2 separate regions of the Homo sapiens genome follow, and region 2 is linked to region 1. A link is a contact called in ENCODE Hi-C or POLR2A ChIA-PET data. All regions are on one chromosome and are shown on one strand. Each heading gives the region's core, a stretch centred on a gene start or an enhancer-like site at or near the end of the contact. The rest is flanking DNA. Distances are from core to core; before and after follow the strand shown. Region 1 holds the start of DHX58 (DExH-box helicase 58). Region 2 overlaps STAT3 (signal transducer and activator of transcription 3).

Region 1 (2,567 bases), core at 18-2,517:
TCCCCTTCCCTCCTCTTCTGTCCCCACACCTGCTCCTGCCCTCACTGCGCCCTGCAGCCCCAGGGGGCCCACCCTGGTGGACAGCCCTGCCGTGGTCTTCAGCCTCTTAAAGCTGTGCTCCGTCTCCTGCTGCCCCAGACCTGAAGACCATGACTGAGCGGCTGCGAAGCCGCTACTACGTGACCCGGAAGCTCTTTGTGGCCGACCTGCAGCGGGTCATCGCCAACTGTCGCGAGTACAACCCCCCGGACAGCGAGTACTGCCGCTGTGCCAGCGCCCTGGAGAAGTTCTTCTACTTCAAGCTCAAGGAGGGAGGCCTCATTGACAAGTAGGCCCATCTTTGGGCCGCAGCCCTGACCTGGAATGTCTCCACCTCGGATTCTGATCTGATCCTTAGGGGGTGCCCTGGCCCCACGGACCCGACTCAGCTTGAGACACTCCAGCCAAGGGTCCTCCGGACCCGATCCTGCAGCTCTTTCTGGACCTTCAGGCACCCCCAAGCGTGCAGCTCTGTCCCAGCCTTCACTGTGTGTGAGAGGTCTCCTGGGTTGGGGCCCAGCCCCTCTAGAGTAGCTGGTGGCCAGGGATGAACCTTGCCCAGCCGTGGTGGCCCCCAGGCCTGGTCCCCAAGAGCTTTGGAGGCTTGGATTCCTGGGCCTGGCCCAGGTGGCTGTTTCCCTGAGGACCAGAACTGCTCATTTTAGCTTGAGTGATGGCTTCAGGGGTTGGAAGTTCAGCCCAAACTGAAGGGGGCCATGCCTTGTCCAGCACTGTTCTGTCAGTCTCCCCCAGGGGTGGGGGGTATGGGGACCATTCATTCCCTGGCATTAATCCCTTAGAGGGAATAATAAAGCTTTTTATTTCTCTGTGTGATTGTTTCTTTGGTGTAGTCCCAGCCTTAGCAGGCTCACCTTGGCCCCCAGGGACCTCTTGCAAACTGGAGGCTGCTCTCCCCAGCAAGCCTCAGGCCTGGTCCTGTGCTCCTGGGGTGATGGGTCCTACCTGCCTGCAGCCCCCCACCTCTCCCTCCTCCAGGCTGCTCCTGATCCAGATGCCAGGGCAGCAGGGGTCAGAACCTCCTGCCTTCACCTTAACCTGGGTGGATGTGGTTACAACTGACTGCAGAAGGGCCAGAGCGTAGAGGATCCTGTAGCACTGAAAGAGTGCTTCCCTGTTAGCACACGTGGTTCTTTTTCTTGGGGCAGGGATAGGAGATTCGTAAGTCGGCTCAGCTGGCTCCTCCCCTCAGTTTCAGTTTCCATTTCTGATTTCTGCTCTCTGCGCTGAGCACAGCGGCACCAGGCTGAGCTAAGCAGGGCCGCCTTGGGCAGGCCTACGTGGTGGTGCAGGCGAGACCCAGGCTGGGCAAGGCGCAGGTGTAGCCTGTGTTACTCCCACCCCCCCCCACCCCCACCTTTTGGCCACAGCAGGCTTCTGATGAGTTTTGAGGGTGTCCCCCCCCCCACCTCCCTCAAGTGGGGTGGAGTCCTGGGCAAAGGGAGGTCTCTGTACCGACTGCTCTGGCCAGGAGTTGGGATGAGTGGAGGGCCCAGTGGGTCTGAGTCCCCTGCCATTCCCAGAATGGAGCTGTGGCCCTACCAATGGGAGGTGATCATGCCTGCCAGGGCGCTGGCGCAGCAGCAGTACTTAACCGGAGTTTGTACTCACGGCAGTTGGCGATGACTGTTAGCACAAACGGTTCTTTTCTCTTGGTTCTTTTTCCTGGGGCGGGGATGGGAGATTCCTAAGTCGGCTCAGCTGGCTCCTTCCCTCAGTTTCAGTTTCCATCTTGGGTCTCTGAGCTGAGCAGAGTGGCACCAGGCTGAGTTAAGTGGGACTGCCCTGGGCAGACCTACCTACTAGAGCAGGTGAGTCCTGGGCTGGGCAGGGGGCAGGTGTAGCCTGTGTTACTCCCGCCTCCCCCTTTTGGGCAGAGCAGGGTCCTGATGGGTTCTGAGGGAGTCCTGCCCCACCTCCCTCAAGTGGGGTGGAGTCCTGGGCAAAGGGAGGTCTCTGTACTGACTGGTCTGGCCAGGAGTTGGGAGGGGTGGAGGAGTCGGTGGGTCTGAGTCCCCTGCCATTCCCAGAATGGAGCTTCGGTCCTACCAATGGGAGGTGATCATGCCTGCCCTGGAGGGCAAGAATATCATCATCTGGCTGCCCACGGGTGCCGGGAAGACCCGGGCGGCTGCTTATGTGGCCAAGCGGCACCTAGAGACTGTGGATGGAGCCAAGGTGGTTGTATTGGTCAACAGGGTGAGTGGTCTGTCCCTACCCCGCTCTCCCACCACCAAGCAGGGTCTTAGCTCTTCAGGCATCTCCCAGTCCCCACCAGAACTCCAAAGCTGCTGTGGCCATCGCTAAGCTCACCTGTCTTTCCACCCTGGCTCAGTACCCAGCCATGTCCTGCGGGTCACCTTACCGCCTCCCTACCCCTGGCCCCAGATTCAGCTCTCTTTTCCCAGCTCATTCTCCACCCCCAGGTGCACCTGGTGACCCAGCATGGTGAAGAGTTCAGGCGCATGCTGGATGGACGCTGGACCGTGACAACCCTGAGTGGGGACATG
Region 2 (2,567 bases), core at 50-2,549, 230 kb before region 1:
GTAAAAACAGCAAAAGATAAGGATGTCTTTTACCATTGATACTTTTCTGAGGGATCCAGCCTATGCAAAAAGAAAAAGAAATGAGGGTACAAATATTGGAAAGCAAGGGACAGAACTCTTATTATTTACAGATAGATAGGTCTTCCTCGAAGATCCAAGAGAAACAAAACTAACAATAACAATTGGAACTAGCAAGGTTTAGAAAGGCCATTGTATACAAGATAAATATTTTTAGAATCTGCAGTTCCCCTAATCAGTAGCAGCAGTAACCTGTTAGAAGATGTAATGAAAGTAAAGATCTGGGCCAGGCACGATGTCTCACGCCTGTAATCCAAGCACTTTGGGAGGCCAAGGTGGGCAGATCATGAGGTCAAGAGATTGAGACCATCCTGGCCAACATGATGAAACCCCATCTCTACTAAAAATACAAAAATTAGCTGGGTGTGGTGGTACGCGCCTGTAGTCCCAGCTACTCGGGAAGCTGGGGCAGGAGAATCGCTTGAACCTGGGAGGCGGAGGTTGTAGTGAACCAAGATTGCGCCACTGCACTCCTGGGCGACAGAGCGAGACTCCGACTGAAAAAAAAAAAAAAAAAAAAAGAAAGATCTGATTCATAGTAGTAAAACTAAATGTATGCAATTTGCATATACTATTGGTATGTATGGGAAAATATCTGGAAACACATATACTAAATCATTAAAGTAGTCGGTCATAGGAGACTTTTTTACTTTCTGTGAGGGGTTTTACCGTCTTTAATATCCTATAATCAGGGACATTTTTTCTTTTTCTCCGTGACCCCCTGCTTTTTAAAAAATTGTGGTGAAATACACATAACATTACATTTCAAATTTACCTTTGTAACCTTTGTTTTTTTTTTTTTTTTTTGAGACAGTCTCACTCTGTCACCCAGGCTGGAGTGCAGTGGTGTGATCACAGCTCACTGCAGCCTCAACCACCTGGGCCCTAGCGATCCTCCTGCCTCAGCCTTATGAGTAGCTGGGACTACAGGCACATGCCACCATGCCCAGCTAATTTTTTTTTTTTTTTTTTTTGGTAGAGATGGGCTCTTGCCATGTTTCCCAGGCTGGTGTTGAACTCCTGGGCTCATCAACTGATGAGAAAGAGCTCTCCAGGCAGAAAGAAGATCATGTTCAAAGACAGAAACAGAAATGTGTATTCTTGGGAGAAGTGTAGAAAGTTCAGCATCTGATTGGGTCGGGGAAGACAAGCTAGTCAAGGCCACATGATGTTTTAATTAGTCATGCCTAACAGTGGGGCCCTGGAAGAGCAGTTTACCACAAGGGGCCAACTGCTTCGGTTTGAACCCGCAGCCCTGCCACTTGCTCTGTAACCTTAAGTAAACAATTTTTACTCTCTCTGTTCCTCCAATGGGAGTGATAACAATACCTTCTTCATAGAATTAATTCATACATGTAAAATGCTTAGAACAGTATCTGACACATAAATGCAAAATAATTTAACTGCTTTCTGCTGCTGCTGACATCACTATCATCACCCTCACCATTACTGTAGGAAATGGGGACCCAGTGAAGAATTTTTTTTTTTTCTTTTGAGACAGAGTCTCACTCTGTCACCCAGGCCGGAGTGCAGTGACGCGATTTCGGCCCACTGCAACCTCTGCCTCTCAGGTTCAAGCGATTCTCATGTCTCAGCTTCCCAAGTAGCTGGGATTACAGGCATGAGCCACCACACTGGGCTAATTTTTTGTATTTTTAGTGAGATAGGGTTTCACCATATTGGCCAGGCTGGTCTCAAACTCCTGACCTCAGGTGATCCATCCACCTCGGCCTCCCAAAGTGCTGGGATTACAGGCATAAGCCACTGTGTCCGGCCCTAGTGAGGAATTTTAAGCAGAAAACTGATATGCTCAGGTGTGAGCGAGGTGGTAGGTAACACTTACTGTGCAGTGCCCTGTAGCCCAAGAGGTTAGCACACAGGCATTTGCTCAGGCAGCACTAGGATTTTCTGCTGTGGAAAACCTTTGTATTTTATCCTGCTCCACAAGATAAAAATAAGTGGTTTAAGTCAATTTGGATAGAGGCTCCAACTTACCATGGGAGGTAGGAAAGCCAAAGTTATCCCAAGGATGTTTTCAATCGTACGGATTAGGGGTCTGCAAACTGTGAGCGTGGCCCAAATCCAGCCTGCTGCTTGTTTTTGTAAATGAGGTTTTTTCGGAACCCAGCCACACTCATTTATTTATGCATTATCTGTGGCTGCTTTGGTGCTGCAGTGGCAGGGCTATTTGTGGCAGGGACTGTATGACCCAGGAAACCAAAAATATTTACCCTCTGTCCCTTAGAGAAAAAGTTTGCAACCCCTGATATAAAGCTATAAGTTGGTTATTTGTGGCCTCAACCCAGGCCTCACTGCTATTTTTTCTGTTTACAATACCTGGCATGCTCTTAAGTGTCTAGAATTGGTTAAAGATAGAAGAGTGGATGTAATCCCTGCTACCAAGGGCTGTCAGGCTAGTTGGGATTATAAGTACACAAACACTCAAAGTGAGAAAAACACAGAAAAGGATGTGTGTCATTTTGTCTAAG

Evidence for each region. A loop is a pair of places that touch in the nucleus more often than their neighbours do. ChIA-PET counts read pairs that join two places held with the same protein, here RNA polymerase II (POLR2A). Pooled maps may share reads with other maps.
Region 2: a pooled map shows a loop between it and region 1 (2.7-fold over the local background). The contact joins the enhancer-like site here to the promoter of DHX58 in region 1. A Hi-C loop is called at or near these places in 1 of 50 pooled maps. POLR2A ChIA-PET finds 5 or more read pairs at or near these places in 3 of 52 experiments (RWPE1 and activated CD4-positive, alpha-beta T cell).

The regions. Positions count from the first base shown.
Region 1 is chr17:42,111,414-42,113,980 of GRCh38, reverse strand. DHX58 (DExH-box helicase 58) reads left to right here and starts at 1,267. Exons shown (of 14, transcript NM_024119.3): 1 at 1,267-1,376; 2 at 1,776-1,868; 3 at 2,088-2,256; 4 at 2,484-2,567. The coding sequence starts at 2,089. KAT2A (lysine acetyltransferase 2A) reads left to right here. Exons shown (of 18, transcript NM_021078.3): 18 at 139-870. The coding sequence ends at 332. RefSeq lists enhancers at 900-1,419, 1,660-1,759.
Region 2 is chr17:42,341,488-42,344,054 of GRCh38, reverse strand. The region is part of intron 4 of STAT3 (signal transducer and activator of transcription 3); the gene reads left to right. Among named protein-coding and RNA genes, the nearest start is that of STAT3, 46 kb to the left of the region's middle. RefSeq lists a silencer at 604-673. Within about 2 kb of position 1,299, at least 2 of the 41 ENCODE cell types and tissues checked have a DNase peak (open chromatin) inside an H3K27ac peak, as active enhancers do.